Linked DNA regions of Homo sapiens: region 2 is linked to region 1. Evidence: chromatin contacts called from ENCODE Hi-C or POLR2A ChIA-PET data. All regions are on one chromosome and are shown on one strand. The core of a region is the stretch at or near the end of the contact, and the rest is flanking DNA. Distances in the headings are between cores, read along the strand shown.

What was found. A loop is a pair of places that touch in the nucleus more often than their neighbours do. ChIA-PET counts read pairs that join two places held with the same protein, here RNA polymerase II (POLR2A). Pooled maps may share reads with other maps.
Region 2: a map with no recorded cell type shows a loop between it and region 1 (20-fold over the local background). The contact joins the enhancer-like site here to the promoter of CNOT10 in region 1. A Hi-C loop is called at or near these places in 1 of 37 single-sample maps with no recorded cell type and 5 of 50 pooled maps. POLR2A ChIA-PET finds 5 or more read pairs at or near these places in 1 of 52 experiments (CD4-positive, alpha-beta T cell).

Annotation. Positions count from the first base shown.
Region 1 is chr3:32,682,584-32,687,008 of GRCh38, forward strand. It overlaps CNOT10 (CCR4-NOT transcription complex subunit 10), which reads left to right and starts at 2,605. Exons shown (of 19, transcript NM_015442.3): 1 at 2,605-2,899. The coding sequence starts at 2,878. RefSeq lists a silencer at 2,406-2,715.
Region 2 is chr3:36,910,689-36,915,113 of GRCh38, forward strand. All of the region lies in intron 1 of TRANK1 (tetratricopeptide repeat and ankyrin repeat containing 1), which reads right to left. Among named protein-coding and RNA genes, the nearest start is that of TRANK1, 32 kb to the right of the region's middle. RefSeq lists a silencer at 1-93 and an enhancer at 1,839-1,888. Within about 2 kb of position 1,968, at least 11 of the 41 ENCODE cell types and tissues checked have a DNase peak (open chromatin) inside an H3K27ac peak, as active enhancers do; they include CD4-positive, alpha-beta T cell, where a contact is called at or near this core.

The sequences.
Region 1 (4,425 bases), core at 1,355-3,854:
TTTGTTCCTCCTTCTGTTTAGATAAAACCAAGACTGAATTGCTTGTTTCCTGACAGCATCCAATTCAAATTTGGCCTCCTACTTTCCCAATCCCTCTAGAATAAGCCCAAATTCTATAAGAGATTCCTCCTAATTCCTTTTCATTAAGAGGCTCCCTACTACACTTCAGGTGTGCCTTTTTATTATTTTTTATTCTTTATTTTATTTATTTATTTATTTATTTTTGAGATAGACTTTTGCTCTTGTTGGCCAGGCTGCAGTGCAATGGCACGACCTCGGCTCACTGCAACCTCTGCCTCCCGGGTTCAAACAATTCTCCTGCCTCAGCCTGCCAAGTAGCTGGGATTACAGGCACCCGCCACAACGCCCGGCTAATTTTTGTATTTTTTTTTAGTAGAGACGGGGTTTCACCATGTTGGCCAGGCTGATCTCAAACTCCTGATCTCAGGTAATCTGCCTGCCTCGGCCTCCCAAAGTGCTGGGATTACAGGCATTAGCCACCGTGCCCGGCCAGGTATGCCTTTGCCCAGCCAGGTATGCCTTTTTATGGTGGGCACATATTCATCAAAAGTCATACTAGAGTAATCATATTGGCCCTATTCAAAATAGATAAAATATCCAAATGCCCAACAATAAAATGAATACATAAATTAAGGAATATTCACATAATGTAACATTATAATATATAACAATGAGAAACAAATACAACTTCATTCAACAATGTCAATGAATCTCATACTATCGAGCAAAAGAAGCTAGACCCTAAAAAATATATTGTATAATGTATATACATTAAGTTTAAAAGCAGGTGAAGCTAATCCATAGTGTTAAATGTCAGCATAATGATTATCTTTGTGGAGAGATGGGAAGAGGCATGAGGGGAACTCCCAGATATGGGTAAAGCTCTGCCCTTTCTCTGGGTGCTAGTTATATGTATGTGTTGAGTTGATGAAAAGTCAATACACTGTACTTATGATTCATGCACTTTTCTTTGTGTATGTTAGCCTGAATTAAAAAGTTTAAGAAAAAACAAATACTTTTTTTTTTTTTTGAGACAGAGTCTCACTCTGTTGCCCAGGCTGGAGTGCAGTGGGGCAATCTTGGCTCACTGCAATCTCCGCCTCCCGGATTCAAGGGATTCTCCTGCCTGAGCCTCCCAAGTAGCTGGGATTACAGGTGCACACCACCACGCCCAGCTAATTTTTGTATTTTTAGTAGAGACGGGGTTTCACCATGTTGGCCAGGCTGGTCACAAACTCCTGACCTCAAGTGATCCACTTGCCTTGGCCTCCCAAAGTGCTGGGATTGCAGGTGTGAGCCACCACGCCCGGCCAAAAACAAATACTTTTTTAAAAGAAAGTTTAAAACAAAAGTTAAAAAAAAAGAAAAAAACAGGTACAAACCTGAAAAATCTCCCAATTAACAAAGCTGGGACAATTTTAGCAACAAAATAATGTAGTATTGGAATGTAACCATTATAAGATAAACATCCATGAGTCCATACTGATATAAATAGCTAAGTGAGGGAGAAGAGGCAAACTTCCCTTGGGGAAGATAATTTATGTACATACTCCCCACTGCAGGAGGTAGAGCTTAAATACCCCGCCTTCCCACCTTGAGTGTGGGTTGCATTTATTGACTTGGTTCCAAAGTAGTGTGGAAGGGTAGGAGGAGTAATTGCACAGTAGAGAAAACTGGCAAGCACTACCTTAGAGAGGTAATCAAGGTTAACATGATCAGTGATGTCATTTTGACAGCATGTACCCTTGATTCTATGTGATGAGAACAGCCAGTCACCTTGTGGTCTTCCTCCTAAACACCCAAAACCCCAGTCTAACCATGAGAAAAATATTGGCCAAACCCAAATTGAGGCACATTCCACCAAATATCTGAGGAGTAACTCTTCAAAACTGTCAAGGTCATCAAAAACAAGAAGAATCTGAGAAACTGCCACAGCCAAAAATAGCCTAAGACGACATAATGAATAAATGCAATATGGTGTCCTGGACAGGATCCTGGAACAACAACAAAAAAAGGACATTGAAAGAAAGCTGGTAAATGTGAATAAAATGTGTAGTTTAGTGAGTAATAGTGCGCCAATCAAACTGGTTTCTTAGATGTGATCAACGTAACATAGTAAAATAATTAAGATGTTCACAATAGGAGAAACTAGGTGAGGAGACAGGAACTCTAGGTGTCATCTTTGCAACTTTTCTGCACAACTACAACTATTCTAAAATAAAAGGCGTTTCTTTTTAAACGGGAATCCTCAACAGCGCCTCTCTCATGGGGTTGCAAGAAATCAATGAGATAGTACAGACCAAGTGCAGGGCTCAGTGCTTAGCACATAAATGTCAGATGTGGTTATTGTAATATTATGTAACATTGAGGGACAAAAGCTCTGACACCTCGGTGTTTTAATTAGAGTAAGCAAAGGACAGACGCGCGTACGTCCCACCGCGTCAGCCCTGTGAACATCCAGAGGTTCCAGCCAGAGTACGTCCGGCCGGAGGCGGGGCGCGGAGGGGACGTCGGCGTGGGGCGGGGCCAGTAGCAGTTCCCACGCCGGCGCTCCAGGCGCGGCAGGCTGCCGCCCCCGGAAGTAGTGGGTACCGGGACGCCGTGAGGCGGAAGCTGTGTATGGCGGGAGGCTGTGGCGGTCCCTTGGTGGGGAAGCTGTTGCTGTTGCTAGACGACGGGAACTAGCTCTCGTCACTTCCTCAGCCCGCCGTCTGCCCACTCCTCTAGCCGGAACCTGGGGGCCCGGAGCCGGGGTAGGCACAGAGTTGTCCTCGGAGGTCCAGGACAGCGGCCAGCCCGGCGGCGGGAGTCAGGGCCACGCCACCTGCAGGGAAGAACCCGAGTCGAAGCGGGAAGATGGCTGCAGACAAGCCTGCAGGTAGGGCGCCAATGTCCCGAGCGACGAGACGGCGGGACGTGCGGGGCCGGGCGGACCCTGAACTCGGAGGCGGCGGGGCCCGGGGTGGGGACTCCAGGGCGACTTGAATTTGGGCGTGCATTTCTTTACCCCATCCTCTGTCTCGGCTGTCGCTAACATGAGTCTTCGGGCCCCGGGTCCAATAGTTGTTTTACTCAAGTGCAGTATTTGAAGTCGCCACTGGCCGCCTTTGCCCTGCTCTTCAGAATAACTCCGGCCCAAAAAGCTTAAATGTATTTTGCCGCTTCGCAGAATTTTCCGCTTCTTCGTGGGAAAAGCAGACAAGAGAAAGTCACCCTGGAGCACACATCTGCCTATAATATCGCGTGGCTGAGGCTGGGATTCACCTGGGCTGTTTTGACCACATGTGGCTTCCTCTGGTCATTGACTCCTGTGAAATTAACTTTGTAAAAACCACTTTTTTTTTTCTTGATAGAGACGGGCGGGGGTCTCGCTATGGTGCCCAGGCTGATCTCGAACTTCTGGGCCCAAGCGATCCTTCCGCCTTGGCCTCTCAAAGTAAACCACTTATTTAAAAAGGCATAAAATCCTATTGTCTCTCTACAGTCTGTGCTCCTAAAATCTTGCATTTGGTACTTAATTGCTCTAGTTCCTCGAAATTACTTAATCTCAATGGTTTTCTTTATGGATTATTGCTCCCATTCCTAGAATCTTCCACATTAAGGAATATAAAATTATTTCCTGACCTTGTCCGGAATGTTTCCCGCAAGAAATTCATATTCTTTGTGGCATCCAGGTTTTATTGGAAAGAACTTAAGTGACAGGATTTAAAAGTGATGGAACTTAAAATTTTTACAGTGAATTTAATTTAAAATTAAAGAAAAACTCAGTGTGCTGTGGATTTTAGTAGGTTCTGGTCACAATAACTGACAAATGAACTTCACTTGGAAATTAAGCCAATTCTATTTTAGGTACAGAGGAATAAAAATCATTAGAGGATCTCTTCAATAATCTAAGAAGAAAAACAACAGAACAAAGGCCTTGAGAGGGTATAAGGAATGTGCTGTGAAATTTTGGATAGGTTGTTCAGGGAAGGCCTCTGGTGAGATGATATTTGAGCAGAGATATGTAAGAAGTGAGGGAATGAGCCATAAGAAATGAGGAAAGGTGGATGAGGGAGAGACTATTAGACAGGAAAACGGCATGGCCTGTCCAAGGCTGGACCAGGGGACCAACATCTTCCTCCTTATTTTAGAATAGTGTCTGTGTTCCCCACATTTACCATTCCTACTTGCTCATACCATTGCGCTTGCCCGAAATCACCCTTTTAGACCTAAAGCCCATCCAGTTTTCAAATCCTCAGTCATAAAGCCTTCTACTTGTTCATTTATTCATTCGCAAAGATTGAGTGTTGAATAATGGATATGACACACTCCCTGCCTTTGAAGACCTGCTGTTCAGTCTGTTGGAGGAGACAGGCATATCCTAGCTGCACTCCTGTTTGGTAAGAGCTGTGTAATGTGTGT
Region 2 (4,425 bases), core at 718-3,217, 4.2 Mb after region 1:
AAGATCACACCACTACACTCCAGCCTGGGTGACAGAGTGAGACTCTATCTCCAAAAAATAAAATAAAATAAAATAAAATCATGTTGCAAAAGACCCAGTGCGCTGGCTCATGCCTGTAATCCCAGCACTTTAGGAGGCTGATCAGCTGAGGCGGGCGGATCACCTGAGGCCAGGAGTTCGAGACCAGCCCGGCCAACATGGTGAAACCCCGTCTTTACTAAAACTGCAGAAATTAGCCAGGCATAGTGGTGAGCACCTGTAATCGCAGCTTCTTGGGAGACTGAGGCAGGAGAATTGCTTGAACCCGGAAGGCAGAGGTTGCAGTGAGCCAAGATCACGCCACTGCACTCCAGCCTGGGTGACAAGCGCTAACTCCATCTGGAAAAAAAAAAATCGTGTTGTAAAAGAACATTTAATGACAGAGCAAGTTAGTAAATGAAAAATACAGGCCTATACGGTTGAAAAGGCATATTGTAAAAGAACATTTAATGACAGAGCAAGTTAGTAAATGAAAAATATAGGCCTATAAGGTTGAAAAGGCATATAATCCCAAATTGTTTTAAATACATAAAATGTATTGAAAATATGCCAAAATGTTAAAAGCCACGCCTTTGGGATTTGACAGAATTTTAATTTTCTTCCTTGATTTTCTGAATTTCCAATCACTCTACGATGTACCCTCTTACTAATCAGACCATAAATGTTATCAAACAGACTCTTTAAGGGTTTAACTGAAGAATTCAAACACAAGGTATTTCCATTGTATTTACAAATACAAAAAAAAAACTCTTCATTTCAATATTATTTTTCATAGTTCTCTAGAAACCAAGTCAGCTCTTAATGTTATGTGAGCAACAACAAATGTATTCACCCACCTATGTTTCTGCTTTTTATTGATACAATCACATCAAAGGTGAAAGAAGGAATGCCAACCATACAGAAGGCTTTTTTCTTCCTAATAGGATTCATTGAGAGTTACATTCTCATTACACGGAAGAATGCTTTATATCTCTACAATAGAATACAGATGGCTCCGTTGTTGGGTCTTTAAAAAAAAGAAAAAACTGACCAACTGATGATTTATTTATAAGATGAAATTATTAAATAAAAGTGGTAATAATTTACCATAATGACAATATTCTTCATAGCTAATATCTGCTAAGTACCTACTATGTGCTTTACATCATTGTGTCTTTTCATTCTTATAAGAAGCCTCGGCCAGGCACAGTGGCTCACGCCTGTAAACCCAACATTTTGGGAGGCCGAAGCAGGCAGATTAGCTGAGGTCAGGAGTTCGAGACCAGCCTGGCCAACATGGTGAAACCCCCATCTCTACTAAAAATATACAAAAATTAGCCAGGCATGGTAGTGCATGCCTATAGCCCCAGCTACTCAGGAAGCTGAGGCACGAGAATCACTTAAGCCCAGGAGATGCAGGTTGTAGTGAGCTGAGATCAAGCCACTGCATTCCAGCCTGGGCAACAGAGTGAGACTCTGTCAAAAAAAAAAAAAAGTGCTATAAGGTCAGCGTGACTCTATCTCTATTTTGCACATAAGGAAAGTGAAGCAAAGACAGGTTAAGCCACTTACCACTTGCCACAGTCACACTGAAATTGGTAATGTGAGAATTCCAACCTAGGTGGCCTCACTTTAAGAGCCAAACTACACTCTGAAGGGCCAAGACAGAGGCTAAAAGATCAGCACCCAGTAAAATCACTAGGGTATCTTATATTTTGGCTGGCACTGAGCACTCTACCCTGCACTTTCAGTTTCGTTAATGGTGTAAAAGCTACAAAATACTTAAGGACAATTGCACAGCTGCCTGGCTGGCTTTCAGAAATTTTCACTATGTCTCTATGAGAATTCAAACTCTAGTTGTTGGAAGCTGTCACAGGCTGCTGAGCTACATATGAGGAAGAAGATGCAAGAAAAATGCAAATGCACTGAGTAGATTTTGAAACAAGCAAGTCTGAAACAGAGCAGATCCAGGTGGTTGTGGGTTTTATGACTCATTGTGTATACGTATACACATGAAGTTCTGTAACTGACATACAGGATTACAGCAAAGACTGGCAACACAGATGGCCTATGGAGGGGTTATTACTGAAATGGGCAGAGAGGATGGCTTTCCCTTCATACATTATCTGGGTACTGCTTGAATTCTTGACAACAAATTTGTTTACTTTTTTATTTTATTTTTTTGGGGTTTTTTGTTTGCTTGCTTGCTTTTTTTGTTTAGGGTTGCCAAAAGAGCCCAAAAGCAGTCAATGATCCAAGATTAACTCGGGAATGCTGGCAGTAGCAGTAGATCCAAGTTGAAGCTAGAAAGAGTATGTCTCTTTTGTGTGTGTGTGTGTGTGTGTGTGTGTGTGTGATGGAGTCTCACTCTGTCACCCAGGCTGGAGTGCAGTGGCGCAATCTTGGCTCACTGCAACCTCCATCTCTCGAATTCAAGCCATTCTCCTGCTTCAGCTTCCTGAGTAGCTGGGATTACAGGCGTGCGCCCTGTAATCCCACCATGCCCAGCTAACTTTCTATATTTAGTAGAAATAGGGTTTCCCCATGTTGGCCAGACTGGTCTCGAACTCCTGACCTCAAGTGATCCGGCCGCCTCGTGTCCCAAAGTGCTGGGATTACAGGCTTGAGCCACCATGACCGTCCTTTTCCTTCTATCTTTCTATCTATCTTTCTTTCTTGCCTGTTTGCTTGCTTGCTTGCTTGCTTGCTCACTTACTTTCTTGCTTGCTTTCTTTTTCTTGCTTTGTTTCTCTCCTCTCCTCTCCTCTCCTCTCCTCTCTTTCTTTCTCTCCTCTCCTCTCCTCTCTTTCTTTCTCTCTCTCTTAAAAGTGACTCTTTCCTCTTCCCCGCAGGAAGGGTGCCACAGACAGTCAAGGATAAAAATCCAAAGTCAGAATATATCCTGGGGACTTCAATGTGTTTTGTTTTGTTTTTTTCTTTTTTTCTTGGGGAAAGGGGTACAAATGTGGGACAAGAAGAACAGGAATTTTCTTAAGAAACTCACTCAAAATATTTCATAAGGCCCCTGGAAAAGTATGTGGTGCTGCACCCAAGTCTTCCCTACCCAGGGCATTTAAATAGGACAAGACCGGAACACCTTGCCACCACCCCCCTCAGCTGTCTCACCATCCTGCCCCCGACCAAAGCCCAGTAAAGTGGCCTGCACTAAACCTAAGGCATTACCAGTGCAACTTATCCCCTTCGCCCATCAACTTTAAGTTATTCCTCATTTATTTACAGCCTCAATTACACCCAACTACATGCACACCAAAGATGGTATTTCTAAAGCCAGTTGACGAGACCAGCTCCGAACTGTTTTTGTAAAATTTATAACCTAAAAGTCATTCTCACAGCAAAAAGTAAACACCATAAATAATTATCTACCTCCCCAATATCTAGGGTCTCTTGACTGTTTTTGGGTTTGTTTTGTTTTTGTTTTTTTTTTGAGACTGAGTCTCACTCTGTCGCCCAGGCTGGAGTGCGGTGGTGCAATTTTGGCTCACTGCAAACTCCATCTCCCGGGTTCAAGCTATTCTCCTGCCTCAGCCTCCTAAGTAGCTGGGATTACAGGCGCACGCCACCATGCCAGGCTAATTTTTGTATTTTTAGTAGAGACAGGGTTTTCACCATGTTGGCCAGGCTGGTCTTGAACTCCTGAGCTCAAGTGAGCGCTCAGGTGATCCCTCGGTCTTCCAAAGTGCTGGGATTACAGACATGAGCCACTGCACCCAGCTGGTGTCTTCCTTTTTTTTTTTTTTTTAAGTAAATTTTATTGAGGTACAATTTACATATGATAAAATTCACCCATTTTAAGTGTTCAATTCATTTAACAAAATTTATGATCATGCAACCACAACCACAGTCATGATACAGAACACCCCCAATCCCCCATCCCCAGCTCCTGGGAACATTTTTCTAGATTATTTATTTATTTATTTATTTATTTCGAGAAGGAGTTTTCACTCTTGTCACCCAGGCTGGAGTGCAATGGCGCGATCTCGGCTCACTGCAACCTCTGCCTCGTGGATTCAAGCCATTCTCTTCCCTTAGCTTCCCTAGTAGCTGCTATTACAGGTGCCCACCACCATGCCCAGCTAATTTTTGTATTTTTAGTAGAGACGGGGTTTCACCATGTTGGCCAGGCTTGTCTCCAACTCCTGACTTCAGGTGATCCACCTGCCTCAGCCTCCCAAAATGCTGGGATTACAGGCGTGAGCCACCACACCAGGCCTATTTTATTTCTTTTTTGTTTTTTGTTTTTTGAGAAAGAGTCTCATCTCTGTCACCCAGGCTGGAGTGCAGTGGCCCGATCTCCACTCACTGCAAGCTCCGCCTCCCGGGTTCACGCCATTCTCCTGCCTCAGCCTCTTGAGGAGCTGGGACTACAGGCGCCGGCCACCACGCCCG